3 separate regions of the Homo sapiens genome follow, and all the other regions are linked to region 3. A link is a loop called in an ENCODE intact Hi-C map of the cell type or tissue named here. Cell type or tissue: CD4-positive, alpha-beta T cell. All regions are shown on one strand. Each heading gives the region's core, and the rest is flanking DNA. Links, peaks and the distances in the headings are about the cores only. Region 1 overlaps TGFBR2 (transforming growth factor beta receptor 2). Region 2 has its middle 65 kb from the start of MIR466. Region 3 has its middle 160 kb from the start of LINC01985.

The links. Peaks named below come from ENCODE experiments on the same cell type or tissue, not always from the same donor. Only the 100,000 strongest peaks of a DNase experiment are listed, where the experiment ranks them.
Region 1: a loop joins it to region 3, with 2.2 times the contacts of the local background. A loop is called at or near these places in 4 of 110 quality-filtered maps.
Region 2: it touches region 3 in a loop (4-fold over the local background); 3 of 110 quality-filtered maps call a loop at or near these places.

What each region holds. Positions count from the first base shown.
Region 1 is chr3:30,652,664-30,662,963 of GRCh38, reverse strand. All of the region lies in intron 3 of TGFBR2 (transforming growth factor beta receptor 2), which reads right to left. Among named protein-coding and RNA genes, the nearest start is that of TGFBR2, 51 kb to the right of the region's middle. In CD4-positive, alpha-beta T cell, for the core only: no CTCF peak of the experiment used is centred there; DNase peaks (open chromatin) are centred at 3,607, 4,233 and 4,913; H3K4me3 peaks cover 1,105 bases; H3K27ac peaks cover 4,751 bases.
Region 2 is chr3:31,222,009-31,232,308 of GRCh38, reverse strand. It overlaps the pseudogene RNA5SP127. Among named protein-coding and RNA genes, the nearest start is that of MIR466, 65 kb to the right of the region's middle. RefSeq lists an enhancer at 5,038-5,127. In CD4-positive, alpha-beta T cell, for the core only: no CTCF peak of the experiment used is centred there; DNase peaks (open chromatin) are centred at 4,928 and 5,768; H3K27ac peaks cover 4,059 bases.
Region 3 is chr3:30,349,241-30,359,540 of GRCh38, reverse strand. It overlaps a transcript of LOC101927995 not described here. Among named protein-coding and RNA genes, the nearest start is that of LINC01985, 160 kb to the left of the region's middle. RefSeq lists a silencer at 4,250-4,544, a cis regulatory region at 9,927-9,944 and an enhancer at 9,864-10,008. In CD4-positive, alpha-beta T cell, for the core only: no CTCF peak of the experiment used is centred there; a DNase peak (open chromatin) is centred at 5,280.

The DNA.
Region 1 (10,300 bases), core at 2,247-7,246, 300 kb before region 3:
TCAGAATCTACATTTAAAAGTTCTCTCAGTGATTCATTTACACATTCAAGTTTCAGAGGTAAATTTTATTCTTGCTAAACAGTTTAGCAAAAATAAAGTTAAGTTCTTTGGTACTCTGCCATAGAGATGCTTTCCTCCTACAAAAAATTTCTTAGTGGAATTGTTTGCAAAGCTCTGGTACAGCTGTATTCAGCACTAGCCAATGAGAAAATGGCCCATGATAATTTTCTAGTCAATTAACTGGTGGAGGAGTGTAGAATGAGATATGCTTCCCCATCCATCATCCTAGTAAAAAGCACACCAATTTAGGCAAACAATAAAAAGTCATTTCAATTAAACAACAAAAGGACAGTAAGCTCACTAGCAATGAAGGATTTAATTTAACTTCTAGCTATTGATAGCACTGTTTGACATTCTGGATATATTTTGAGAGTATTTTTTCCTCAAATGATGAAAGAAGTCTTCTCTCCAATCAATGTGGTTGTTTTATTCCAACTGCACATATTTCAGAACAAAGCTATTCGCCACCTCTCCTATCCCATGGCACAGTCTCCTTTGTATTATTTCCTTCTTATCTCTCTCCCAGATGGAAAAGCCTTGCATGTATTCTAATCCAGTATGATAATCTCTTTCTAGAATACCCATGAGAGGTAGAGGTGAAACCTCTGCCTGAAAATGTTATGGTAGAAGGACATCATTCCTTTGTTATCATTCCATAATCAAATCACAATATTTCTAACTGCAGATATATTGGGATAAAGTCTAAATATTGGGATATGTTTAAAATTATTCTTTACATTAAGTCAAATGTAGCCTCTGTGTGCTTCTATTATTGGTCCTTCTGCTGTTCTCTAAAGCAAAAAGTAACAAAATGAATCCGTTTTCTATGGGATGAGAACTATTAAACTCCTGCTGGATATGAAACTCACAACCCCTAGATCATTTCATTTTCAGGTTGAACAGCCATGTTTTCCTCGGTTACTTTTCAAGAGATACATTGATGAGACTCTAAAGTCTGACAGATTTATCAGACCCTAAAATCAGCCTGCCCAGCATATAGCGCCCAATAAATGCCAGGACCTTTTTTCTAAGGGTAAAGTGATCTGTTCTCTGAAACCACGCTTGCTATTTAAGATTCTTCATCATGTGTTTTGATAGACACAGATATAATACTTGGAATATAACTTGTGTAGCAAAGATTACAGCAGGACTCTCACCTCCTCTTCCACCAAGTGGAGTTTAAGGCTCCTGATGGTTTGTTCTTTCTGTTTTGTTTTGATTCTTTCAGCCAGATCATCCTGATTTCAAAATGACCTTAACTCACCTCTAAACCCTGGGGTCTTCATCACATGAGCAGATTCCCAGCCAGTGTTTTGACAAGTGCTCCTTTGCAATCGATTGTTTGAACCTATATGTCTGATTTTACATCTACCTGTCAAGTTTTAGAAAATTGGTCATTTCAGGCCATTAAAACCCTGATTCAGCCTTTGCTCTTTTAGGCATCCCTTCCACTGTGCTTTTCACCCTTTATGTTCCTCCTTAGGATATAGATTCCTGCTACTTCTCTTGCTCTGACTTTAAAAGGAGGGCAACCAACATTAGGAGGGTGCCTACAAGGTACCAGGCTTTGTCCAGGAAATGATGACACATCTGTCCTCCCACAAAGAGAGTTTCACACCTGATATATGTTCTTTGGAACAAGATTTTTTTTCATTTTCTTTTCTGTGTTATTGCAGTTTTCTGACTACTAAAAGCTTAGGTTTTGTTAGGATCCCCACACCTGCCCTGATTCTTTAATTCTTTTTCTGGCTGGCTGTCTGAATTACACCTTGTACTCTGTCTAGGGGCCCTCATGTTCTCAGGAAACCTGAAAGCAAGGTACATTTCTTAAGTTATTTCAGGATGCTCTCCAACAGGGAGACCAGATCGCTTTGGAAAAGCATATTCATTATTCACAATACCTGTTAGGTCACCAGAATACATCCTCTCTCTCTCCCTGGCTTTCCAGGTGAACCACAGGCTTCTGCAATTCCTTCCCACCTGAGTTTCTCACCTCCTAAAATCATGCACACAGCCTCCCTGGTCCCTGCCTTGTCTCTGCCAAGGCAGTAGCACCCAAACCTTGCCATCCAACCTTTTGGACACATTAAGGTTTAAAATGTGCTTTCCTTTAACGTATAATTTAATCAGTTTTAAAAGCTAAGATGCCTATTCCCAATGAGGCCGTTGACCTTGTTCCAAAGCAATTGCTTGTAAATTGTTGTAGAAAACAAAATAATATCCCCTCTTAAAGTGTCTTGCTATTCCTCCAAGGATGGGGTAAAACAGGTGTTGGTTTTTCTCCTCCTCTAACCTTCGAAGGCATAATTTTGGCTCCTTCCTGTGGTAGCTGCCATTCTTTAATTGTTACCGTCCCTTTCCAGGCTACAGGGGGAACGTGACGAAAAATATAAAAAGATTTGGCAGAACAAACTGTCTTGAGTCCAGTGGTTCCCAATGTGGGCTGCATATTAAAATATCTTGAAGAATTAAAAAATAATTCCTGATACCAGGCCCCAGACCAATTAAGTCAGAAACTGCAGGAGTAAGACCCAGTTAATGAGTAGTTTTTAAAGCTACTCAGGTGTTTCCAATGTGCAGCCAAGCCTAAGCATAACTACATCAGCCTGGTGGAAGAAACAGGTATTTCGAATAGGATGGGGCCTGGAAAATGAAAGACATGGGAATAATTTTAATGACTACATTTCAGAGAAATTGTTCTTGACATTGGAACCAACTATATCCTCTAATTAGGCAACAAAAGGCATATATATGTATATTTTTAAAAGTAGATAAGCAAATATAAATTATTTCTCTAAAAGTTAACATGTTTTTAAAAAAAAGCATAATTTGTAATGGCAAAATTGATATTTTCCACAACAGGTAACATGCAGGAGCGATTTAGAATACAAAAGGACTTTCCAAAGGCAAGTCATCCAGATGTCCAAATGGTGGTGAATACAGCCTCTGGAGTATACGTGGGTGGAAATAAAAGTCAATTTCACAGTGGTTAGCCACCTCCCTGAGCCTTTTTTTTCCCCTGGTGGGACACTGAGACACTCGCAAAGCAGCAAAAGGTCTCAGTGGACCCTTCTTGCCATTACTCATGGGTGTGGAGTTTATGGAACACATGGAGGCCGCAGTGGGAGAGACCTGAGGCTGCAGAGGAACCACCCGAACCTTGCTACAGCACCAGCAGTATGGGTCCGACTGCTTTCTTGGCCACTCATATCCAGTGGATGGAATTTGAGACAGCCTGTGTCCATACTAGATTCCACTCTGCTGATTCATACCAGAATGAGGTTCTAGAGTACAAATATTCACAACCAGAAAGCACATCTGGCCTCAGTGCAGCTTTGTTTACTTTGCTACTTAGGAAAAAAAAAAATCTTGAAAAGCGAGTTGCTTTTGCCTTAATTCAGTTCAAATACATTCTAAGCTTCCTTCAACTGAGTCACAGTGTCCTCTATCATGCAAAATCTTTATTATTTCCTTGGCCAGACATAGGGCCATATTGATGAATTCCAAGTGTGCTTTCTAACCAAGGCTGGTTCACAACAAAAAGCTGCTTCAGCTCTGAGTCATCACCTCAAATAACTGATTTCTCTTCTCAGGAATGAGACTAGCAACTTTAATCCATAATTTTCTTCCTCTTCTAACAACTTTTCTCAACCATATTTCCACACTTATTTTTTCTTCTGCATTTAGACCAGAAAGTAAATCTGGTTTGTTTCTTTTGAAACAAAAATGCACAGCTGGAAAGCCAGCTATTTTGAGGCGTGAGTGCACAGTTCCAAGGCAGCATACCTAAAATCCCCCAGAGCTACCAAAACACCATTTACTCTTTTCATTTCTTACATGCAAGAACTAATCATTTCCCCAAGAAGCCAGCTCCCTGGTGTTGGAGCTGAACAAACATAAAATGAGATTTGGGAGAAAGAGGGCAGCATTTCTAAGACTTCCCTTACTCGGAAAACAACGGAAGTCAACAAAATGCTCAATGCATGCGATCAGTACACAGAGTGGGTTTGCTGGATGGTGTAAAGCAACGACATTAAGGACACAATGGGTCCAGAGGGAACCAGCTGGCTGAGATGTTCTGCTAGCAAGTTAAACATAGACAGGAAACCGCGTGTCTGATACTGTAAAAAAATAATTTGTCTTCCTGCCAGAGATAGGCTAGCAAACCAAAAAGGCTGTTTTCACTTAAAAGAAATGCTACAACAATGAGAGAGGAAGGAATGAAACTTTGTGGCTACAAGAAGTCTTCTTCTCTGCCCCTCTCTCAACATCTCAGGTTAGAGGGCACACATCACCACACTAAATGCTAAAGCCTGCACATAGCTTGCGAGTCAGCAACGTGCACCACTGGGCATACATCTTATGGTCTGCTTCCCTATTTAACCACATAGATTGAACTTTGAGTCAGAAGTGGTTACTCAAGTCCTGGTTTCTAAGCTAGCAAGATATAATTGATTTATTTACTTACAGTCCTATCCCATTCCCAAAAACAACAACAACGACAACAACAAAAAACACAGTGAAAGAAGATACAGTCAAGACAGGAGCTATAATTATGACAAATGGAATATAAATGTGAGAAAACAGGGTAAAAACTGGTAAGCAAGAGTGATATTAGTATGCTAAATGTGTAGGTACATATTTGCTAGAAGCATGATTCAGATTTGACTCTAAGCTTTTCTGGTAGTTAGCATTTGAGAGAGAAACACAAAAACCATGAATATCTCTATCAGGGGTTGGCCTGAGCCCTGTTTTTGTAAATGAAGTTGTACTGGAACACAGCCACGTCCAATCACTTACACACTGTCTGTGGCTGCTACCACAGAAGAGTTGAGTAGCTGTGACAGAGACTCTGCCCTGCAAAGCTGAAAATATTTACTATCTTGCCTGTTATCAAAGAAGTTTGCAGACCCCTGCTCGGTATGCTTCAAAGTGTCCTTAAGATCAGAGGCAAACAGGTCGTCATGAGGAGAACACCTTTCTAAAACAGAGAGCCAAAATAAATGTCTCCTGGCTTCCTCATGAAGATAACAATACAATGCAGTGAACAGCATCCTCCACATTCTTTACAGTAAACATACCACTTTGATTCACAGGACTCCTTATAATGGGGAGCACCTCAATAGGACTCAGGTGGAGGAATTTGCAGGGAAGAGGAGAATACATGACGTTGGTACAAATCTCCTCACTCATCCAGCTAAAGGCAAAGATAAGAAATTTGAATCTAGTGGAACAGTAATAACTATTTACAGTCAAAATTCATTAAGTGCTCACTCTGTGCCAGGTGCCGTGCCAAGTTCTCTACATAAATAAATACATTTATCCTCAAAATAATCCTATTAAAAGTATTCATTATTTCTACTCCCATTTTTCAGAGAGGTAAACAAGTAGTTACCCCAAGAACCAAGAGCTTACACACGGCTGAGCTGGGATCTGAACACAGGCAATCAGCAGGGAAGCCATGCTCTCAGCCCTGCCCTCTGTTGTCTTCCCAACAGATGAGCATCTTACTGGCCATCGTTTATACACATCATTTCTCACGGACATGGAAACAGTGTCAGCCTGAGGTTGTGCCTCTTGCCAAGGACATGCTCAGTGATGGGTCTGGGCTGCCGTTTGGCAAACAGAACAGGTAGCCTCTTATGTAAGTTGTGCAGCCTCCCATGGGTTAAGACTGATAAAAAAGCAAACACACCACCACCACGGGAATGTGGAAGGGTAAGGGTATTCCTTCTATAAGAGACAAGATTATCTGGTTCTTCTATGATTCTCCTACGGACAAAAAGTGAGGAACAAACTATGAGATCTTGGAAAATCCCAGCTCCTCTCTGGAGACCCACTTTTTTGTCATTAAAATGAGAAGTCTGGAGGAGCCAATTCACGGGTTTCACTTCATCATAAAAATGTAATGAGTCTATGAAACAAGACAACACACCTGAAAGTAGTTAGCACAGGTGCACACATTCAGAGTAGGCTGCAATCCAAGGCAGCGATCATCACTATAGTTGTTCTATGAGTTCCCACAGCCTAGGCCATGGGCTTGCCACCACCTTGCCTACATTTCAATTGGAAAAGGGGTGGGACCCTGGTCCTGCAAACAAACTACTGAAAGTCTAGGACTTGGGTCCAATGCTATCCCTTTCCTATATGGCCCCAGTGCCTCTCATTTTCTAGAATAAGCAGTTCAGTTCTAAGTTAGCAGGAAAAGCAAGATGGCCAAGATCCAGTCATTTGGGAGCTGGAAGTGGTCCAGCAGCATGCCTCCCTTCATCCTCCTTGGCTTACCATCTTGTTTTCCACGTACCCACCTTCAGCAGACAATCTTAGCAAACAACCCAAGAATGAACTGATTCAGGCCAACTCTTCTTAGAACCACACTATTACTCTCCAGGGCTTTCCAAGGCCACCAAACATCTCCTTCATTGATCCAGTTCAAAACAGTATCTTGTACAATGCATCTTGAAAACATTCGCAAATGTCTTCTTGTTTTGGGAAATATTAAGGGATAGTCCCACAGATAAACTAATACAAATACAATAAACTAACATGAACATGATCACAGAAACAAAAGAAATGCTTACTGAAAAGGTGTCTGATTTTCTCCACATTAAGATCCACACCAGAACAACATTTGTGGAGTATATTTAAAAAATAAACTATTGTCACTGCTGAAAAAGACCCACATGCCACTGGAGAGCTCTGTTACACAAGCTGACTGAGTAAAGTATATTTAGTTCATTTCCAAATGACCAGGCTTTAGACCAAATTTATTCCTCATGGGCCCATTAGCTCAGGGAGTTACCAGCATGAAGTTAATAAGACCTCCATCTCTGGTTCCATCCCTACCTGGTGAGTTCACACCAGTGCTTCTCACACTTCAGTGTGCAAACAAATCACTGAAGGCCTTGTTACAGGCAGATGCTAATGCAATAGGCCCCAGAGGACCCAAGGTTGTGCAGTTCTAATAAGCTCCCGGGTGATCCTGCTGCTGCTGGTCTAGACACTTTCAGTAGCAACGGTTTATACCGTTCAGAAGAGGTATGTGTCTTGGTGTAGAGTGTTCTCGTTAATCAGGGGAAGAAGAAGTAAGAAAGGATGCACCTACTGTGTGCCAGCCACTGTGCTGGGCGCTCCCAAGCATCATCTCCTTAAATCCCACAACAACCCACAGGTACCATTTATCAGCACTACTTGGCCAATAATGGCGCAGTCATTCAAAGAGAAGGCCTTGTGGCCCAAAGCAAGCTTTCCATGGAAAAAATGAAGAGGGAATGAATCCCTTTGGCAAGTACAGAACTGCGATTACCCTAATCACTTATGTGAAAGGCACTTGTGGGTTGTTTCAGTTTTATTTAGCTGCTTCCTGCTGTGATTCTGAGTCAAAACAGGAACAACGTGTCTAATTTGTAATATTATCCAACAATGACAGGGATGTGGTTAGCTTTGATTAGAAATTCTAGACTCAGCATGCTCCCCTTGCCTCTGTGAAGGCATGTGGAGAAAAAGAGAAACTGGATGAAACAGGGATTAAAGCAAAGTGAGCCCCTCCAAAACCTTGTGGTGTGATATGTAGGTATCCAAATGCTCAGTTTATGCACCACAGTCAGCACTCAACTACAAAACTTCAGTGTTAGAACAGACCGAAGGCTACACAGGCCTGGTTTCCTGCATTCAGACAAGCACAAGTCACCAGCCCTCTATAAAAAGCCCAACTACTGCTAACAGCTAACAGACAGTGACATGTCAGGCAACGTTGCAAGCACTTTACATGCATTAATCTACTCAATCCTCACAACACCTCCCACCCGCTTTGTATTTCCATTTTACAGATGAAGAGACTGAAGCATGGAGATGTCAAGTCACTGGCCCAACATAGCAGAGCTAATAAGCTGTAGAATAAGCCTTAAATCCAGGAGATCTAGCTCATTCTTGAGTATTACACTAGACCGTTTCTCTCTTACCTAAACCAGCAGAAATCACCTCTTCGCTCAGTGTTCCACAAATTAAATGTCTGACTGCACTTGGAAACCATTTATGAAATGAATAAAACTGAGTTGTTGTGTTTGATTCTTACAGGTTCAGTGAGAGATCAATAACCATATCATGTCTTTGCAAAGTGGGGATGTCATTGGCAAGTAAACAGCATGGCTATTTGCTCAGGATTCCTTCCTCTCCTACCTCCTGTGCTGCTGCCTTCAGTCCTGGTGCCCATCAGGTCTCGTCTGACTGACAGCTGTCACCAGGCCATCCATCATGACCAATCCAAACAACTTCTCTTCTAATTGGAATTTTATATGTTGGTTAGTACAGGGATAGACTCTGATTTCCTTAGAATTCTACACAAAATGTTCTGGCAGGAGGGAATCTTCAGAGACTGGGAGGGAAGCATGAATGTGAGAGAACAGTTGTGCAGTGCAGACCCCAGCCCCATTCTAGTTGTTTCTTGACCCCTGCCTGCCCTTGGTCACTGTAGGGAGGCAGGGGAACTGGCACTAGGCCCCACTGAGGGATTCCAGGGTTAAGGGTAGGTACCCGGTTCAAAGAAAAAAACAGCAAGGTTTCTTTAACTCTTTCATTCTAAAAACCATGATCTCAGTCCTCTGAGGAAAGGGCATCTATGACACCAGTGTCTGATGTCAAGATGTTACCGTGTTCCTCTGCCTCTACAGACAACCAAGCCTCATTTACAACAACAACAAAAGGAACAAATGTTAAATCTCTGCACCATTTTGTCTAGATGTTTGAATTTGTCTAGCATTTGAATTTTTTATCATATGCATATATTATCTCTTTGGAAACATACAGAGATATAAAGAGAAAGAAGGAAATAAAAAGAGGAAAAAAGGAAAGAATTAAAAAAGGAAAAAAGGAAAACCTTCACAGGTTTTAGTGCCTTACATATCCCATTATAAATCCTAGCTTTGATACCCACTAGTTGTTTGATTGTAGACAAAGTGTTAAATTTCTCTAAGCCTGGTTTTCTCATGCATAAACAGGGATCCTAACAGTGCCTACTCGCATGGGGTGGCTATAAGATTAAATGAGGTCATGCTTGGAAAGGGCTGAGCTCCCTGCACAGCGACAGTATGTTTTCTCTGAATATTAACTATCATTAATAGTAGCACTAGAAATAAAGATCCATACTTAAAATCTTGTGGCTCAACTTTTTTTTCTTACATATTAAAAAAGGTAGATGTACATAATTATCATCCATTGTGTAGCTGCAGATCAGGAACTTGCCAACAAGAGTACTGTACTACTAATAATACAGCCACAATGCACTTCATAGCTTTTGTGTTCACCACCTTGTTGGACTTGGAGTAGACAAATCAACATTAAGAGTTTTCATTCTGGCCGGGTGTGGTGGCTCATGCCTGTAATCCTAGCACTTTGGGAGGCTGAGGCAGGTGGATCATCTGAGGTCAAGAGTTTGAGACCAGCCTGATCAACATGGTGAAACCCCGTCTCTACTAAAAACATAAAAATTAGCCGGGCATGGTGGCAGATGCCTGTAATCCCAGCTACTTGAGAGGCTGAGGCAGGAGAATTGCTTGAATCCAGGAGGCAGAGGTTGCAGTGAGCCGAGACTGCACCATTGCACTCCAGCCCGGGTGACAGAGTGAGACTCTGTCTCAAAAAAAAAAAAAAAAAAAGTTTTCATTCCTCAAGATAAAGAAGAGATGGTGGCAATAAGGGGAGAAATGGAATATAAAATGTTGCTCCTAATGTCTGCTGTTTTAGGTGGAAGAAATATCCCACCACACAGAAAAGAGATGCTTAAAAAGCAAACACCCCCTACCTTCTGGAGCATTTTAGAAGACTCTGAAATCACCCAGACATTTGAGTCGTCAGCTGTGAAAGGCTTCCTGTACTGTACAGTGAGAAATTGTCTTTATGCTTATTATCTCACTTCATAAGAAAGTCTGAGAATAAATAAGAGGAAAAATATGAGGGATGCCCATGATGATCACTTGAGTTGAAAGACTCTGAAAATGGAAGTCATTAGTATCTGAAAGGCTCATAGTAAAATATAAAATGCATGATATATTTTGACAAAGATATTCAATGATAAAATATAGATCCAACTTGCAGGCCATTTATCAACTTTTGTCCTTTTGGAGGAAATAAACTTGTCTACTGTAGACAAGCTGGTATACAGAAGGAGAGAAAAGTTTCTTCAATGCTAGTAAACATGCCTGGGTATTCTACTGTCAGAGATTAATTCCTTTGGCTTAGCCTA
Region 2 (10,300 bases), core at 2,022-7,021, 870 kb before region 3:
AAGTCAGATGAGGGCAAACATGCCCTGGAGAGAGGAAATCACAGAATTTGGTTGTGTGGCTGAAGAGGGTAGTACAAGGGTGGAGAGGGACAGCAGCGTGGACTGGCAGGTAGCAGAGAGCTGGGTCTGCAGAAGAACTTCGGCATCTGCTCGGGGCTGACAAGAGGAGTTGGCTTCTTTGCTATCTGTCCTGCATAGCTGACCAGCAGGCCAAACTTACTGCAGCTTGTGGCTGGAGTGTTAGCCCTGATTTGCCTCAAGGATTCCAAGGGAGATTCATTTCCTCCTATTTTCTCTTGGGCCTCCATTCCCCTCAACACAAACCTTCTCAGCTAATCCCTCTGTGCTGGCTTCAGAAGAAACTGAGAGATTGGTGGCAAGGAGGGTTGGAAGCCAGAGGTGGTTTCTCCAAGTTGGGGATTGTGGTGTTTGAGGCATTGCCTTCCGTCTTTGGGGCAGACTGGGAACTTTGGTAGGGGGTAGCTGAGAACTGCTGCTCTACTTCATCTCTGATCATAGTGGAAACACAGGGATGGGACGTGGCTAAGGGGTCATCTTATCCAGACACCTATGCAATGCAGGATTCCACTTAATGGCTTCTTGTACAATGACTTAAGGCTCACTCCCTCTGGAAATTATCTTGGCTGAATATTTCCACCCTGCCCCCCCTCCCTCCAACAACTCTTTTCAGTTTCTTCTTACCCATCTGGCCACTCCTTAGTTTCCCCCCAATTTCCTTTTGCATGTTGGTGTTGCTGGATCTTTGTCCTTGGTCTTCCCACTGACTTCAACTGCCTCTTACAGATCCATGACCTCCAGTTCTATAGTGCCAGTCCTGATTACTCTGTTCCCTGGATGTCCTTTATGCCTCCAAACATGGCACAGCCAAAACTCCTCCCCCAGATGTTCCTCTTCTGAATTCCCCAGCTCAGTGAATGGAGTCATTTTTCACCCAGTTTGCCTAGTCCAAAATCTGGGTGCAATCAGCTACTCTCTTAAATACCGCCCCGCCTCCCCCCCACCCCCCACTGACCCCACCGCTGCCCCCTGACCCTCACCCCCAATAGTCTCACACACTCCCCAGCACCTCCACAGATACATGTCACCAGATGTGCTGATTAATTTCCAGGTGCCCTCCAGGCCCATCTCCCTCCTTGTCCTCCCTGCTCTGTGCCCCAGGAGGCTGACTTCTGGGCTGCGTCATCCAGGATCTATTGCCCTCCTGTTCTGGGTTGGGTTCTGTCAATGGGAGGTCCTGGGAAGATAAATAAGTTGATGCATTTATTATTCCTGCCCCTTCCCTACTGGGCTGTGGTTTGGCAGTGACTGCATTTCTTCCCCTAAGGTCTTGGCTCCTGTGAGCCTGCCCTCTCCCAGGAGTTCAGTCCTTTCTAAGTTCCAATAACCACTGCCTCCCCTTGCCCCTTCAGGTCTAGGGCTGGTAACAGCTTCCTGCTGTTGTTAGTGCTTCTGTGTGATTGTCCCTTTTGGTGCTTGTAACCCTGCCTACACTTTTCTGTGTATTGTCCCTTTAGTAAACTTTCTGCAGCTATATCTTTAAGCACCCTGGATGTTTCTTGCTAGGATGCTGCCAGATATATCAGGTCATGACATTACTATCTCCTTCATCTTCTTCAACTCTAACTTTGACTATTTAAAAAACAGGAAACTGGTTTTCTAAAACGAAATCACAAACAGTTCCAGGCAATAGTTCCAGCCACATGCCTCATTATTGTATCTGACCTGACTGTCTTGTGGTTCTTCTCATCAGTATGACGTAGAATTATTAGTCCCATACTTTGGCTTTGTTTCCTGCCTCAGGTAGCATTGATGGCCCTCCATACTTCCCTTCAAGTTTCCTACAGGGTGTTCACATGTACTCATTCCCTTGGATGCTTGCCTTCTCTGTAATATACAAAGTATGGGGCATGCACCATCAAAGCTGGCTTCATGGGTGTGAGGTCCTACACTTAGAAGGGCTCAGTGCTTGGGTTCTTGCTCTTCTGTTACTGTCTTGAAACTATTAATAATTTTCTTAAATTTATTTTTAATTTTTTGTGAGTATATAGCAGGTGTATGTATTTATGGAGTACATGAGTTCTTTTGATATAGGCGTGCAATGCTTAATAATCACATCATGGATATTGGGGTATCTATCTCCTCAGCATTTATCCTTTGTGTTATAACAATCCAATTATACTATTTTAGTTATTTTAAAATGTACAATTAAATTATTGTCAAATATAGTCAGCCTGTTGTGCTATTAAATACTAGGTCTTATTCATTCTATGTTTTTTTTGTACTCATTAACCATCTGCACGTCCCCTGCCATGCCCCCAGTACTCTTTCTAGCCTCTGGTAAACATACTTCTACTATCTACGTCTATGAGTTCAATTGTTTTGATTTTTAGATCCTACAAATAAGTGAGAACATGTGATGTTTGTCTTTTTGCACCTGGCTTATTTCACTTAACATAATGACCTTCAGTTCCATCCATGTTATTGAACATGCCTGAATCTGATTCTTTTTTCTTTTCTTTCTTTCTTTTTCTTTTTTTTTTTTTCTTGAGACAGAATCTAGCTCTGTTGCCAGGCTGGAGTGCAGTGGCGTGACCTCAGCTTGCTGCAACCTCTGCCTCCCACGTTCAAGCGATTCTTCTGCCTCAGCATCCTGAGTAGCTGGGATTACAGGCACGCACCTCCACACCCGGCTAATTTTTGTATTTTTAGTAGAGATGGGGTTTCACCATGTTGGCCAGGACGGTCTCGATTTCCTGACCTTGTGATCTGCCCACCTTGGCCTCCCATAGTGCTGGGATTACAGGCGTGAGCCACTGCGCCCAAACTGATTCTTTTTTTATGGCCAAATAGTACTCCATTGTGTATAGGTATCACATATTCTTTATCCATTCCTCTGTTGATGGACACTTAGGTGCTTCCAAATCTTGGCTATTATGAACAGTGCTGCAACAAACATGGGAGTGCAAGTATCTCTTCAATGTACTGATTTTCTTTCTTTTGGGTATATGCCCAGCAGTGTGATTGCTGGATCATATGGTAGCTCTATTTTTAGTTTTTTGAGGAACCTCCAAACTGTTCTCCATAGTGATCGTACTAGTTTATATTCCCACCAACCGTGGACGAGGGTTCTCTTTCCACATCCTCACCAGCATTTGTTATTGCCTGACTTTTAGATAGAAGCCATTTAAACTGGGGTAAGAGGATATCTCATGGTAGTTTTGATTTGCATTTTTCTGATGATCAGTGATGTTAAGCACCTTTTCATATGCCTGTTTGCCATTTGTGTGTCTTCTTTTGAGTATATTAATAATTTTTTAAACAAGGACCCACATTTTCATTTTGCAATGGGCCCTTCAAATGATAGAGCTGTTCATGTGTCCCATACTATGATTTAGGTAGTGTATGGGCACAACAATGAACAACACTGAATCACACAGAGAAGGAAATGGCCTCCTTTTCATTTATCTTTTGATCCTTCTGATTATTTCCCATCCAAGTACTAACTAGGCCCAACCCTGCTTACTTCTGAGATCAGACGAGATTGGGTACCTTCAGGGTGGTATGGCCATAGACCCTTATGAATATTTCAAGAAAAAAGATTTCATTTTTGTGCCAGCATGTGTTTAACAGCTCTCTTGACACCTGCTAATTCTCTCCTTTCTAATGTAGAGAGTGGGCCTTAGATTTTGGGCCTACCAATAACATCCCAGGGCCACATAAGAACACATTTTCTTTCATGGTTCTCTTTTATTATGGCAAGTGATACCACTTTTTCATTTATGGAACTAATAGAAAGTTTTCATTAAAAACGAATTTAAGGCCAGGTACGATGGCTCACACCTGTAATTCCAGCACTTTGGGAGGCTGACGTGGGCAGATCACAAGGTCTAGAGCTCGAGACCATCCTGGCCAACATGGTGAAATCCTGTCTCTACTAAAAATACAAAAATTAGCCCGGTGTGGTGGCGGGTGCCTGCAGTCCCAGCTACTCGGGAGGCTGAGGCAGGAGAATGGCATGAATCTGGGAGGCGGAGCTTGCAGTGAGTCGAGATAGCACCACTGCACTCCAGCCAGGCAACAGAGTGAGGCTCTGTCAACAACAACAACAACAACAACAATGAATTTAAATAAAAAATATGGGTTAATTAAAAGTAAAATGGGAAGTAAATAAGTGTAGAAGTGACATTTGGATATAACAATGATCTTGAAGACTTTTGAGAATAATTGAAGTTTGGGTAACACTAGCTTAGGATAAGAACCATTTTTCCTTCTACCCTCAGCTCCCCAGAAGCCTATCCCAAGCCCAACTAGCCCTTGAGGAATTCAGGAGAAGGCTGTTCTGGAAATTAATATAAGAACTGAGTAGGAAGAATTAATGTTATTCTCAGTTGAAGTCTTTGGTTCAATTTAAATAGCTTTGATTATGATACTTACAAGTTTAACCCAGAAATGGGTATATTAGAAGCAGAATCAGAGGGCGGCTGACTGTAAGACCTAATCATGCATTTATTTGTTGCTGCCATCCACACCATGCCTGAACCCTAACAGATAAGTCGAGAGAGGCAGAGTGAGGTGAAATAAACCTCTAGGGGCAGCTGAAGAAGACACATATTTCTCTGTAAACCTAAAACTTCTAAAGTCTTTTAGGCTTGGGGTTTTAGTGCTCAAATGGCAAGGAGTTAAACCAGGAGTAATCAGAGGGGTTAATTTACCAAAAAACCAGTTCCCAAGGTTCTTCTTGGGTGGCCGTCCTGAGCTGGTGATGCACGTTCAGTCTGTGCATCTTTTCATCTCTGTGTATGACATTTAAGATGGCAGAAACTTTCCCTACTGGCTACATTCTTCATCTTATTACACCCATCATTGATTTCATTGGCTGGCATTTAAAAGAGGAAGCTTGTTAAACTAAGCTGTTATGCTTGTGGTTTTACAGGTTGGCACAGCAAACAATTATAAAAAAGGAAGAAGCATGCATGGGTGGACAGAAGTGTGTCTCTCCTAACAACATACAAACACACTTCTAGAAAAAAAAAGTCCCCACTAGCACAAAGCATCTCTGAGTGCATTTTGCAACAGCAAACTCCTAATCTCACGATCCTTCTGGACTGTAATAAGTGATGTGAAATGATTTCATTGGATGGGAGATGGAGGTTGGTGCACGTTCCTGGGCCCAGCCCCATATGTGTGGAAGTTATAAATGTGGTCCAGTTTCATTCCATTCCTCACAATTTCTGGGTAAATCAGGTCAATTACAGTTCCATCTTCTGCCACAACATCATGCTTAGCTTGGACAACTCAATACAGGGAACCCAAGTGCAGGGTAGAAGTTAACTAATAATAGTAATAATGAGGATAATAACATTAACTGCTCTGCTCCAGGAATGAAACACAGAGCCCTTACTTAAATCATCTCCAGCTCTTAGAGAACATTTGAAAGCCAAGTGTTATCCTCAGTTTTTAAGTGAGCTGCCCATTTGCCTGTTTGTTCTAATATCAATTTCCTGCCTGCTCCTTCTCTTGCTGTGTTCTGTATTTCAGAGAACTACATTTTCTAGGCCCCCTTGACAATAACTCTCCAGGTAGCTTCAGCCGATAGGAAGTATTGCTATGAAATTGGGGGTCAGAGGAAGTGAGGACCCAGGATTTTCTCCCCTAAGGCCCCCCCCACCCCCACCACTTCACTGGGTGGCACCTCTTGCGTAGCAGCATATCATTCAGTTCTGTTGGCCACCTGCAGCTTCCTGGCCCTGATTAGTTACACCACATCCTCCCATATTCCTCCAACTGCAGGATGGTAGCAGCTTCCTGCAGTTGTTAATCTCTGTGCTGCCTCACTGTGTTCTGTTTGTCTCCTCAGTTATTATAACCCTTGGCTAAACCATTCTCTAGTAAAATTCCCCCCATGTGAGTGGAGCAAACGGTTCCTGGTTTCCTGGCTGGATCGGACTGATATGCCATGGCAGAGGTTAGCGAACTTTTTCTATAAAGGGTCAGATAGTAAATATTTTAGGCTTTGTGGGCCAGGAAGCAAAATCGAGGTACTAATTATGAAGGTATTTATATAACAAGAGGGAAAACAAATTTCCACAAGTTATTTTAGCTCACAGACCATACAAAAGCAGGTGCAGGCTAGAATTGGCCAGCAGGAAAGGACAAGATGAACCAGTTAACCAGCTACTCCAACAACCCAGGCAAGAGTGGGTGGTGACTTGGACAAGGATGTTGGCCCTGAGATGGTATATGGTGGTTGGCTTGGAGTCATATTCTCTGTCTTAAAGCCAGAGTGATTGTCCTGAAATACAAACCTGATCATGTCACTGAGTAAAACCATCCCAAAGTCCTAGATTGTTCACAACGTAGTTAGTGAGCTCTATGGACTCAGTAGCCATCTATTCCAAACCCCCATATGAGAACGCTAATGGGATGAGGAAGAACCAAGGAAAAGAGGGGGAAGTGGTGCAGTCTGTTTCTGTGTGGCAGCAGGGAAGAGGGATGAACAACAATTAATTTGGATGGATTTGGAGCTGAAAGGAGTTACTGTCTGTCTATAATTCTTTCCCTTCATTCCAGATTTCAGGACTTTCAAGGCCAGCAGTTTGAGGGATTTGCTGCTAGCCCAGTTAAATTAAAAAAGGTGAATGTGTATTTTCATGTAGAGCTCACTCTGATGGGAGAGGGTCATTGTCATTTTAAATTACAATTTACTTCCAGTGCAGTGTTACTTCTTTCCAATGAGTGTGTTACCCTCCAAGCATCCTGGGCCCCAAGAATGGCCTGGGGCACCCTTCTCACTCCTGACCCCACACAAGGCCCAGGCTCCTGGCACTTCTTTTCCTTAGTATGCAAGGAATTCCCATCCCACACACCTTTAAAGCTTAACCTGAGGCACATGGAGAGAAGTCCGGGATCTATAAACTTGGATTAAAAAATTATTTATTTTCACGAACATCCGAATGAAACTTAGCACTTCTTTCTGTGATAAATGTAGGTGAGAAACCCACCATAAAACAGTTCCAGGCCGGGCACAGTGGCTCACACCTGTAATCCCAGCACTTTGTTAGGCCGAGGTGGGTGGATCACCTGAGGTCAGGCATTCCAGACCAGCTTGGCCAACCTGGCAAAACCCCATCTCTACTAAAAATACAAAAGGTTAGCCGAGTGTGGTAGATGCGTGCCTGTAATTCCAGCTACTTGAGAGGCTGAGGCAGGAGAATCACTTGAGTCTGGGAGGCGGAGGTTGCACTGAGCAGAGATTGCACCACTGTACTCTAGCCTGGGCAGCTGAGTGAGACTCTATCTCAAAAAAAAAAAAAAAAAAGAATTAGCAGTTTCAGCACATATTATACAGATATTTTCATACCACACAGCTATTGTAGATATTTTGAAATATTCATTACTTCCATAAGTCTAAGTTATTGCACCCACCACTATATCTTATTAACGTTTAATAAAGACACACAACTATCAGTACATCACCAATTTTTTTTTAAATATCTTGTTAGCTGTATTCTTTTGTTATCCTTAGTATTTATTTTATATTCATAAAAACATTGTTCAGGGAAGGTGCTTATAAGCTTCACCAGTCTCCCAAATCCTAAAGAAGAGCCCAGTCCCACCCCTCAGTGTTTCCACTCACAAGAAATATCAGTGGATGGTGTTCGTCCCAGTTGGGGACAGGTATAAAGCCGAGTTCTCCTTCCTTAAGCACCTCATGCTTAAGAGGGAGCCAACTGTGCTCCCAGCCTTCTCCAGCACAGAAGCACTTAGTTAATTGTGCTGAACTCAGGGCCAGACCTCAGGGAGGGAGAAGCAGCTTGTCTGGGCCGCTTTGGCAATCAATTATTCCCCCAAGCAGAAAGATTGATAGCTTCTGCATATCTTGGCCCAGCTAATAATATCGCAGATGCTGTTTTAATTCCAAAGCACAGAGCCACCCCCAGACTTTCTTTTTAACCTCTCTGCCTAAAATGGGACGTAGTGGAGTGGCTTTCAGAGACAAAGTGACTATGCCACTTTGGGTCCATTTTAATACTTACGCATCATGATTCTGTTCATTTCCACAGCTCACCTACTTTCTGGCTACCAATTTGGATTTTATCCCACCCTTTGGTTACATTTCTCAATTTCATTTATTTATTTATTTATTTATTTATTTATTTATTTATTTTTTATTTTTTATTTTATTTTTTTTTCTTTAGCTCAAACAATCTCCTTCCCTGAATGTTCTGAAATTGCCTTTTCTCCTACTGGAAACCCCTGGATATTTTCTTGTCCTTCTCTGGACCTCTCTAATCCTTGATAGGGCTTGAGAAAACAGAGGTCTCTGAGTCTGAGCGATGGGCTGGGAGTGGGGAAATGGGAATTGGTTATTGTTTTCCTCCTGCTAGTTGTTCAGAGACACTTGCAACCCTGCAGGGCCCTGAAAAGACCTTTTGAACAGATTTCTCCATGACATTGCTGAGAACTTATCCCTGATAATATGGTCATTTCCAAGTTCAGCCTGAAAGCTCAGAAGTTTAACTAACAGTTTCTGGCAAGAAGTCTGTGATTAAAAGTGTTCAACTTTCCCACTGTGATTGCCTAGAACTTAGCTGCCTTCCTCTCACTATTTGCTCATTTACCCTCTCCTTCTGTCCTTCTAGTATCTCCAGGGGATTTCTCCTCCCCACCCCCCAAGAGTCAAATAGAGCAGGGGGCCCCAACTCCTGGGCCACGAATTATTAGGAACTGGGGCTACACAGCAGGAGGTGAGCAGCCAGCCAGTGAAGCTTCATCTATATTTACAGCCACACCCAATTGCTCCCATAACCGCCTGAGCTTCACCTCCTGTCAGATCAAGGGCAGCATTAGATTCTCATCGGAGCTCAAACCCTGTTGTGCACTGTGCATGCGAGGGATCTAGGTTGCACACTCTTTATGAGAATCTAATACCTGATGATCTGTCACTGTCTCCCATCACCCCCAGATGAGACTGCCTAACTGCAGGAAAACAAGCTCAGGGCTCTCACTGATTGTACATTACAGTGAGTTGTATAATTATTTCATTAAATATTACAACGTAATAATAATAGAAACAAAACGCACAATAAATGTAAAGCACTTCAATCATCCTGAAACCATCGCCGTCCACTACCCAATCCGTGGAAAAATTGTCTTCCATGAAACCAGTCCCTGGTACCAGAAAGTTTGGGGACCACTGAAATAAAGCATTGCCAACATGTGGCCCTGCCAGGAGCTTCTCTGAAAGGTCTTATAAGACTTGGGGGACACTGGTATCTCAATCAAGCAGTGTGGATGTTTTTGCTTTTGTCTCTGTGTTTTAAGCACAGGAAATCCCAACACAAGCAGTATCTTGGACTCTTTCTGGGCAGGGGATTATGTAATTCAAGTGTTCCTATTATTGCACTTGTGTTAGTGACGGGTGCTGATCATGACCATGCTTGGGTGCAACCGTCTCTTAAGAACTCATGGTAAGCTTGGCTAGTTTACATTCTTCTCAATTGAATTCTTTCCTTTTTGTCCCCCACAAACAAGAAGGTTTCAGGGTCCCAGAAGGAAGTTGAATTCCACTGAAACAGCAGATAATTTTAAAATGATACTGTAAGAGGTGTGCATAGGGTTCAGGGGACCCAAGGGATGCTGAGACCCCCAGAGACTAGCATTGGAGGAGCCTAGACTGTCCCTAGACCTGAAGAGACAAGGGCAGCAGGCAGTGTTATGGGAGCCCCATGAGAAATGGAGCCATAGAAGAGGGGCTGCCCATCTTTCACAGGAAGATACAGCCACTTTCAGAACTGTGGTGCAGAAGGAGGGAGGGTTTCGTTGAAGAATATCCTGGCCTCACTCCCTTCTCCTGTCCTCACATTTCCTTCTAGTAGTTCACATTAGTTGGCCCCTGTCAGAAGCCAGAGAGCAAGGAGACTTCTGTGGCCATATGGGTTACAGAGCAGAGGGGAGAAAGGCAGAGGACAGACCTGGGTCAGGGGCGGGCTCTGGAGAATATGGTGGCGGATGGGAATAGCAGCAGTGCTGTTTGCTGGGCTAGGCTGGGCATCTGCCTGAGCCCCGTGCCTTCCAGTGTGTGGTGCAGTTCTTCACTTTTCACAGAAAGGTTCTGACATGCTGAAAGATGAGTGAGCAAGTAAATTTTATTAAGGACAGTATAGGAGCAGTGCAGGAGGCCTTCATCCCACATTCCATGACATCCAGTGCAGTGTTACTTCTTCCCAATGAGTATGTCATCCCCCAAGTGTCCTGGTCCCCACAAATGGCCTGGGGC
Region 3 (10,300 bases), core at 3,204-8,203:
TATCTTTTTAATTGAAGTAATCAGGAAATCAGAATGTAAATAGAACAATAAAAACTGGTCGGTATGTAGATATTGAATTTGAAAGGAGAAATTTTATATGATCACTGTTATGGTGAACCAGAAAATTTTATTAATAGTAGAATAAAGAAATCAATTATAGTATATTCATTGTACACACCACAATACAGACAAATCTCACAGACATAATGTTGAGTGAAAAAAAGAAGCCAGACATGGAAGAATACAGATTTTAAAATTTCATTTATATAAAGTTCAAAACCAAGTACAATTTAACTGTGTTAGAAATTAGATCATGGTTCATTGGCATATGTCCTCTGGGGCATGGGTGGCAAATTTAGCTCGAGTTGAGAATCACTGATATGGTTCATAATTATAACAAAGAAGTCTGGTAAGGCAGTATGTGCCGTATCCCTGTACCTAAAACATACACCTAGTAGATGCTGGGGAGATGACGAATTTTATGGACTTACATTTGTTTAATATTATGAGCAATGTCAATGGCATGATTCCTGTCTGTCAAAAGAGTTACCAAATTCATCAAGTAAAAAGTAATTGATTTATAACTTCAGCAATTTCATAGAGCTAATTTTAAAAAACTCTTAAATCTCCAAAAAAAAAGTTAGATCATGGGTAACTTTGAGGTACTTTGACTGGTAAAGATACTAGCAGGACTTCTGGAGGTTTGGGTAATATTGTCTTTCTAGATCTGAGTCGTAGTAACGCGAGTGTTTGCTTTGAAAAATTCATTGTATAGTTCGTTGAACTGCACAGTTATGTTTTCTGTAACTTTCTGTATGTCTGCTATAATAAAAAACAAACAAGAAGACCTTATTTTGAAAAAGAATAGATAAAAATATTCAAAAACTCAGTTTTTAAATCAAAACATGTTTTTAAATTAAAAATAATGCAACTGTTTATCCTACAGACAATGGGAAGCAATGTTAACTATTGCATTAGAACTTTGAACAATATTCTACAAATTTCCTCCTCTAAAAAAGACATAGTGAACAAAAGGGCAACTACAAATAGTTTCTGGGTGTTAATTGAGTAATTTCAGGTTAATTGCATATTTTTATGTGTTTTTTACTGTTAAATGGGAAACCAGATGTACTTATCACAGTAAAACAATAAGAGATATTTAGGACCCTTTATGAATAAAGAGGTTTTAGGTTTTGTTTACTGTTATGTCTCCAGTATCTAGAACAGTGCCTAGCATATAATAGGTATTATATAAATATTTATGGATGACTGGCTGAGAGAAAATAAAAGAATGTTGTGGCTCTCTCAACATAAAAGGATTATGTTGTTGCTAAGGTGTGGCCAATATTCTTACTTCATGACTATTAAATGTAGTGTTACAATTGTAAATTAAGTCTTAGCCTCCTGGGTATTTTTGTCACTCTAGTTGCCTTGGGAACTGAGATGGAGCAGAAGAAAATAACATGGGCAAAAGCATGGGTGTGGGACACCCTGGTTACATGTGGGGGAGAATGAGTAAGTAGTTCCTTTTGGCTGAAATGTCAGGGTATTAGGGATTTAACGAGGGACAGTATTAGAAATCATGTCGGAGTTAGGATAAGAAGATGGAGTGATATTGAATATTAAGCTATGACTCTACAACTTTTATTTGAACTCACCCATGTCTGCATTTCACAGATTCACTTCCCAATGCCCTAGTGAAAGCCAATGAAATGATCTGGTCCCATGACATTGTCTGCAGAATTTTCTCGCAAACCAGCAAAATTTACTCTAAAACATATCTGAGTATCTGGAAGACATCAAGATTTTTTTTTTAGGTATCTGTTTGCTATTGTGTAATAATGTTTGAAGGTATGAATCAGTGCTGATCTATTCATTCAAAATAGATCTGCTTCTCTTTGGGTAAATGTCTGAAGGCTGTGGGCAATTGGAGACCCATCCTCACTTAGTCATAAGGCAACTGCCTGAGTGTCTGTTCAAATTTCAAGGCTTTTGTGTCAGCCTTGCTGTGTTCTGGCTGGCTTGGCACATCTTGACAAAGATTAAAAATTATGGGTATCCATAGAATGCCTTCTGGAATGCCTTGATTTTGTGCATCGTAATGAAATGAATCATACACATCTAAACAAAGGATTTTAAAAATGTAAAGCAAACAGTATAAGCTCAAACGGTCCCCGTTCCATTGAGCAGTGCTGAATATGCAATTACATTTTGAACAATAGGTATTCATAAATCAGGCAGAATACTCATGAGAAAACAGTCCTTTAATTAAATAAAAGGAGAATCAGTGTTTCTTGTTGCAGGGATTTTTGGTGGGATTAAAGGATTGTTCTCGAGCCCATCACACATGAGAAGCCTGGCTGGCTGGCTTAGAGTTCTACAGCCCCCACGTGCCCAGATGACCCAAGCTCTAAGACCAATCCAGCTTTGCCAAGTAGGAAAATTAAAACAGGCTTTGACCATTACTCCCCGTTCTGTGCTGATCTTGTCAGGCCCTCTGTGTAGTGCTGTACAGTTTGAGCATTCTATAAAGGCACTGGGCCAAGTGGGCAAGTGGAGGCAGGAATCCAACCCACATGCTGCTACCAAGCTGTGCCCCCTTGTAGCAGGACTGTGTCTGCCAAAGGACTGCCTCATTCTAATTCATTTAAAGATGTTCTGTTAACCCACAGGGGCCTGCCTAGCTCTAGTATACAATGTCCTCTGGGGTTGGTGACCCTCCTGCTCAAATATAGACCTAGTGTCACAGTATCAAACACCCAGTGCCAGGACTCTCTGAGGTGGATATCTGTACCCCCTTGAGCCATATGCCCAAGCCAGATGCTGACTGATTGTCTCTTGTCTGAACACTCTTCTTTCTCTGAGACTTGGAACCTGCTGTACTGTGAGGTTCTGCCTCGTCTCAGGGTCTAAAGAGCTCCACTGGGCACAGTCCCTTCCATTTGGCTCGTTGTTCTGACCTGGTTAGGTTGGACATTGGGTTTACTGTAGGTACAGTGAAGTTCCATAATGTGAACATTTAACGCAAAAACCCAGCTATTAGAGGTCAGCAAAGAAAAAGCAAATGAGAAAGTCAACTTAGTTTTCTCCTGTCATTCCAGTGAATAAGTATAAGCTTTAGGGTGAGCATATTTCCCATAGTGTGAACATTTTGATGTACTAATTATGATTCTAATTTTTAAAATAATATACATATTTATATATAACATGGCCCATAAATGCAAGCTGACAATCTCTTTTCTGGTACTCAGCTAAAGAAAGCATGATTTTTTTAATGCTGGGGAAAAAGGGAGGTCAGAGATGGAGCTATCTTAGAAAGATACTGAAAGCTATTCAGAAATTGGGATATTTTGTTAGGTAATTTTGACTACGCATAATTTTTTTTCTTAAAGTATCAGAGCCTGCACCTTGGTGCAAAATATGAATCTGACGTAAAGACTTTGAGGTTTTTATGTAACCATTCTCCCTGGAAGTGCCCTTGAAGTCCTTGTTCCTACCTCTCCTAGGCACATTGCTGCTAGGAGAGAGACACTACTTCAAATCTCCTCTCAGGATCATCCTTGCTGCCAGCACTTTGTGCAACAAAAGCTCTGCTCAGCAGGGTGTGGAATGTGTACAGGTTCTTTATAAAACATCAGGGAATGTTTTCCTTAAAACACTTTCTTTGGGCTTAAGATTGTAGCCTTGTCTGAAGTTCTGCATCTGGTATGGGTCAGAAGCCTAGTGAGCTGGAACTACAGTAGACCACAAAGGATAAGGAAGTCAGAGAAGCAGAAAAGAAGAGTTGAGTAATGCCAGCCATGCACCATGATCAATGAAAGGAACAATCTAGCTTCACCTCAGTTATTCCGGACACAAATAAATGTCCACTTATAAACCTTTAGAGCTGGATTAAGTTCAGGTCCAAGTAATACATTAAATTTAATAGGTGAGTGCTTGCTCTATACCAGGCATTCTTCTAGCATGCAGAAATTTATGAAGGGGCAGCTTGTCCTTCCTTGTCATTTTAGAAATAGCAACACTAAAGCCCAGGGTGGCCCAGACTTATCCAGTTACACCTAAGACACTGGCAAATGACTGAAGATAGGATTTGTTTGCTAGAAATAATTGATAAACGTCTTCAATACCATCAAGTGCTCTCCCTTACCATCATATCTTTGTGAAATTCTTATAATAAGATAAAATGCTTTCAGTGTTTTAAAGGATACCAGATGAAATAAATCTTACTCCAGTTCACCAAGACCTACACACAGCTCTCATGAACCTTTAGAACAGAGCTGTGCAAATAAAGATTCACATTTCACTTGGAGCATGGCCAAGAATGATGGAAAGTAATCAAAGAGCATTTAGCGTTTATTGTGTGTTCCACCACACCGTGCTGCCTCATATGTAACTACATTCAAAACCATTGTTCCTTGGGATTCTCTACTGAGAACATTTAATCGTATACACGGCTGCTGTCAAGTGGCTGTTTCAAAGAGACCCCTCCCCACGCCTAGTCAAGTTAAAGCGAATCCCTCTCAGTCCTCGCTGCTCATAAAGCACATAAAAAAATTAAACTCCAGCTTCCTATCTCCAAGTGCTTAAAGACTCCCAAGCAAAACCTCCTTTTTGAAGTGCTGAAAGAACAATTGGTTCTCAGAAAGTAGATCTGCTGCTGAAAGGCCAACTGACTACCTCAATAACTGCAGTGGAGGCCTCCTGGAACCCTGGGAGCCTGGGCTGAGCTCCCTCTTAGGAAAACAGCCCCTGCACAAGCCTGGCTCAGGGGCACATAGACTGGGAGAGACTTTCATGACTCTGGCAACTCATGCTCTCTAGTTGCCGTGAAAGGTCAGGCTGGCCTTGGGAAGTGAAGCCAAGAATAGTTTGATGCTTTTCCACTGGGAGGTTTGGTCCCCAGAGAGGACTATTCTTGGAGGGAATACATAGTTTACAGTGTCCAGGCAATGGGGGCTGGGGTGTTTCTTGATAATATCTGAGTGCCAAGGCAGGAACTGTGTCCTATTTGTGTAAGAATCTTTAGCATCTCACCTAGTGCCTAGTACATAACAGGATCACAGTGGGTGCTTTTGGAGTGAATGAATAAACAGAACGTAGTTAATCCCAAAATAAAAGAGATCCTCTAAATTTCTTTGCACAGAGTTCTTAATATAGTCAGTCACAGGGACTGCCTCCTGGTTCTAGCTGTCAACAAAACTGGGCCTATTATGAGCATGGCTCTGCATCCTTCATCTTGCACAGAGCTGGTACACTGTGGACCTTTAACTCACCTCAAATGATAACCACAGGAAGTGGTATACCTGCTAATGCACATGTCAGGAAGAGGCTCAGGGCTGTGGTTTCTCTGTGTGTGTGTATTTTTCCCCAAGTAGGTTTTTAAAATTCAAAACTTATGACTTGAATTTGATATTTAATAAACCAATAATATTAACTCTCTTTCTTGCCCTGTTGTATACAAGAATAGTGCTCTGAGATTATTTTCATCTGGGAATAGAGTTGCACTATTGCTATTGGGATTAAAGCCATAAAAGTGATTTTGCCTTTTTGTAGGTGATTCTATAAATAGATCATGGAACTGTAACCATGGAAGGCTCTTCAGAGGGATAAACCTGTGAGTGTGATCACATTTACAGTTATGCAGGCATGTGTAGGCATGTGAAAATTACAGCTTTTAACATAATTCTCAAGTGATATAGTCCTGTTGTATTTTTGCTGAGAATGTTTCATTTTGCTTCTTGATTCAGATACACTTATTAGGATTCCTTAGGCCAAAGGTTGGCAAGCTTTTTCTGTAAAAGACTTGCTCCTAAATATTCTATGTTTTGCAGGCCATATGGTCTCTGGTCTCTTCTGGGGCTACTCAGCTCTGTGGCTTGAGAGCAGCCACAGACACTACATATATGAATGAGCACGGCTGTGTTCCAATAAAACTTTATTTATGGACACTGGTTTACTAGAATTTTATATAATTTGTATGTATCATAAAATATTATTCTTCTAAATACCTAATGTAAATGACGAGTTGATGGGTGCAGCAAACCAACATGGCACATGTATACCTATGAACAAACCTGCATGTTGTGCACATGTACCCTAGAACTTAAAGTATAATAATAAAAAAAAAACCAGGCCCGACTTTAACATAATAAAAAAAATATTATTCTTCTTTGGATTTTTTTGGCCCTTTAAAAGTGTAAAGTTATTCTTAGCTCATGGGGTACACAAAAACAGGAGGCATGCTAGATCAGATCTGAGGGCTGTGACTGGCTGACCCCTGCCTTGGACTTCCTCAATAAAACTACCCCTGAACTTCATTTGCTGACTGATTCCATTTAGATGTGTCCATGGTAATTTCTACCACCTGGGGTCAAGCATTCACTGGCACTGTTCTTGGCTGCCACTGTGCAAATAGTCCTACCAGTCAGACACCTGGAATTTCTGTCTTTTACTCCCATTTTTAAAGTAGAGTCAAAAAAGGCACTTTGGGCCAGGGAATCTGGCATAATCAAAAGGACCGGATCATACAACTTAGAAGCACAGAGAAGTTAACTTCTAATGGGGCAAACTTGGACCAATGAAACAGGAGATGGGAAGGAGCCAAATTCTTCCTTCCTCACTCCCATGGTAACAGTTTCTCATACACACTTTTTTGAGGCATCCTGCCTGAATGTTTGCATCTGCTGAATGATGTGTTATGCCTAGCAATGTTCTGCATCTTCTGGCAATTTCTTTCTATAATTTCCTGTCTCATTTTCCTCTTTCTGTGCTTTTGTTGCCCTAGGTTTGTACCTCCTAAATAAAATATCAACACTTAATCCTTGCCTCAGGCTCTCTTCCACAGGGAACCCAGCTGAGACACTCTTAAGAACACATACACATATTCACTAAAAAATTCCAGTCCAAAAAATATATATATCTACAAGTAACCTTGCTCAAAATACATGGCAGGGATTCCAAATTCAACTAGAGCCAGTTAGCTAATGTGAATTCATGAGACATTAAGAAGTGGTGACAAACTAGAAACCCATGTTTTATTTAAAGAGAGGAGTCAAAATTCAGGTCCCTTGATGATATTGCAATTCAAGAGTGTGTGTTCAGGATTCCCAGCTCTTTCTATTTTTCAAGAGCAGTTAGTTTTCAATCTGGAATACTGTGTGAATTGTTCTTACTATTAAATGTTGAAAACTAATTTTAAAACTTTAAAGTCCATGTGGAGTTAAACATATCTATCTGTGGGCTGAAGGTGGTTCAGGCAACTTTGAGCTTATAGTCTCAGGAGGAGAATCATACACTGCAATGATTACAAAATGTGAGAGAAGCAAACAAGGAGAATTAGGGAGAATGTCCCAGAGTAATAGGTGTGTCTCAAGTATGGCTCTTTTATTTTGTCAGTTCCCCAGGAAAATGAACTAAGCATTCAAAGAATTAATGTATTTAGATTTCAGGACTCTGCTCTGTTTCTCAAACTGTAAGGATGTGGGCTCTGATTTCTGGAAAAAGAATGCACTTCCAGTCATGGAATGGCTTTTATGATATGTACAAAGATGAGAAACAGCCATTGACATCGTCTTTTCCCAGTCTCAATTCAGCGTTTGATTCTTCTCTGTAACATCCTCAAAAGGAGTCTTACTTGCTTGAAGACCTTTGCTCAAAACCATTTAAAGCATTTTATTTCACATTTACATTTTATGGATATGAATATTATATTTGGCTTACATTTACTTTTTCCCCTATTTTCAGCTGTTTGAATTTATATTTATCCCTAGGTAATATATTTCAGTTTTTCCCTATACTACTTAGAAGTCCTTTAGTATTGAAAACAGTTATCCTATCTCACAATATCTTTCTTCTTTTAGGCTAAACATTCTCAATTCCTTCAGCCATTCTCCCCAAGACATGATTTCAAGTCTTTTCACTGTTTTCTTAAACTTGACTGAACATGCTGCTGATTATCTAAATCTGTTTGGTCCTAAAATCATAAACTGAAAAAATATTATAGGTAAGACCTGATTAGTGCAGAGTAAAATTGAATTATCAATTTTTGTTTTCAAGATATTCAATCTTGATTAATTTAATCTAATACTGCATTACCTTTTCCGGTCACAACCTCACACTACTGATGCCCATTATATTTGGCTGCATAGGAATTAGTATAATAGATTCTTTTGAATTTCTACATTTTTCTGAATTCCTTTCACACCTACTCTGTTTCATATTTCTAACCATATTTTTCCCTTGCTCCACTTTTACCATCTAGTTATTTTGTTGTAGTGTACATATTTTGCAATCTGCCGCAAATACTTTTGGAAATGAGACAGAGCATAAAGAATATATAAAATACAATAACCAGTCATTGTTATTTCTCAGTCACAGGAAACAATGTTATTTTCATCAAATCAGCCTGGATTAAAGATTCACATTTCAGTATTCTTTTGGCAGCCTGCCATTCATATTTGTTTGCAAAAGTGAGTCTCATGGAGATGTCCGCTAGGTAACATATTGTTCTTCTAACTACACACAAACACACACATACACACACACACACTTATATATGTATATATAAATATATATAGATTGAAACAGATAAAATGAATATACCTTCCTCCAAACATTTAATTCAGAATTCTCAAGGTTTCCAACTGTCATTTTCATTGCTTCAGCATGGGTATTTATTGCCATCTGCTCCTGTTCCATTCTTCAATTTTACAATTATATTTCCCTGACAACTTTGTCAGAAATCTCAATTGTTCTATCTTGCCTCTATCAAATCATCCAGTTAGGTTAACAACCAGGTCAATTCCAGCACAAAGAACATTGGTGGGTTCACTTCTACTATTCAGATGGTATCAAGTTGGGTTTGCCCAGAGAAACAGAACCACAGGAAGTGATGTAGAATCAATTGTTTATTGCAAATATTTTACTTTTCCCAATTATGGGAGCTGACTAAACAGTTTATGTGTGGCTGTTGCTTCTATGTCTTGCATTGGAGACTGAAGTTAGCAGAGCAGGACATCGAGAAGGAAAGACAGACATGAAATGTTGGAGAGAAATGATAAATTGGAATTCAGGGGGACAGGCTGGAAATCACAGAGGCAAACTGTTTTTCAGCCTCTGTCTTGAAGCCTCCAAATTCAATGATGCCAGTGACCTGCAAGAGAAACTGCTTTGCTTCATCATGTTGCTAAACATGTAACTGACCCAGGAGCTGGAGAAACTGAAGGAAGCAAATCTGGTGAGAGCTGATGAAGCTGCATGCCCGGCTTCTGCTCAATGTCAATAATGTGAGCCAGAGAGCAGAAATCACTTGGTGAGCTGCAGTGGTGCCTGTGCTCTGCACTTTTGCCTGCACCGATCTTCAGTGCTTTAAAGGAATGTGATTGACGCTTAACTTCAGCCTTCCAAATCCCATCATGTGTGTTTCTGGTGGCCCACGCTAACCTGAAATTATGCAGAGACAGGGATCCTGGGAAACATAGCTCCTGCTTAGCTAAATTTGCACAGTGCAAATCTACCATACAAACTCATTTTTTTTACCCTAGAGTCAGTCTGAATTCATAGTTCTATAGTTTTTTTCTCTCATTCTAAATCTTTACCAGGTTCCTGAGGTCCACTCTTCAGCTCTGTTTTGGGGAGCACAGGCCTGATGGCTCTTCCCTGGCATTGCAGACACAGATTCAGAAAGACATGCTGTGGAGGATGGAAGGAAAATGCCATGTTGGAATCACAGCCTTCCCCGGATTAGGTTGCTTCTCCCCTTCCCCACTTGGGGCTGCAGCATGGTTCTCATTGTAGTTTCCAAGTAAACCGCCCTTACTTCCTGGCTTCCTCTAATCAGGGTGGCAGGGGGATGTGTCCACCTCTACAGCAGCCTTCCTGTGTTGACAACACTGTTTGTTCTTCCCATCTCCCTAGGGAGAAGCTGCCTTATCTTTTCCGTGCAATATGTTTGGAAAAAAACACATTTTTCTCTCTTAAAGGAATTGATTATTGTGCTTCTCAAGACTATAAAGAGAATATCTTCTGGACCCAAATACTGGCTTTAAAAAAATAATCTAGATTCCTAGATTATTCTTAGATTATTGCAAGAGAAGGGGATATTTTGGTGATTATTGGTAGTGCATTTTGAATCACTCTATGCACTAAAATATGGCATTTGAGTATGTGTGTGTATGAAAAAGAGACAGAGAGAGACAAATACGAACAGATAGATACAGATAGAAAGACGAAAAGAAATAATTTTAAGTTTTTTCCAATATCTTGACCTAAATCCCAAATTTCTTGTTTGTGCAGCTTCCTT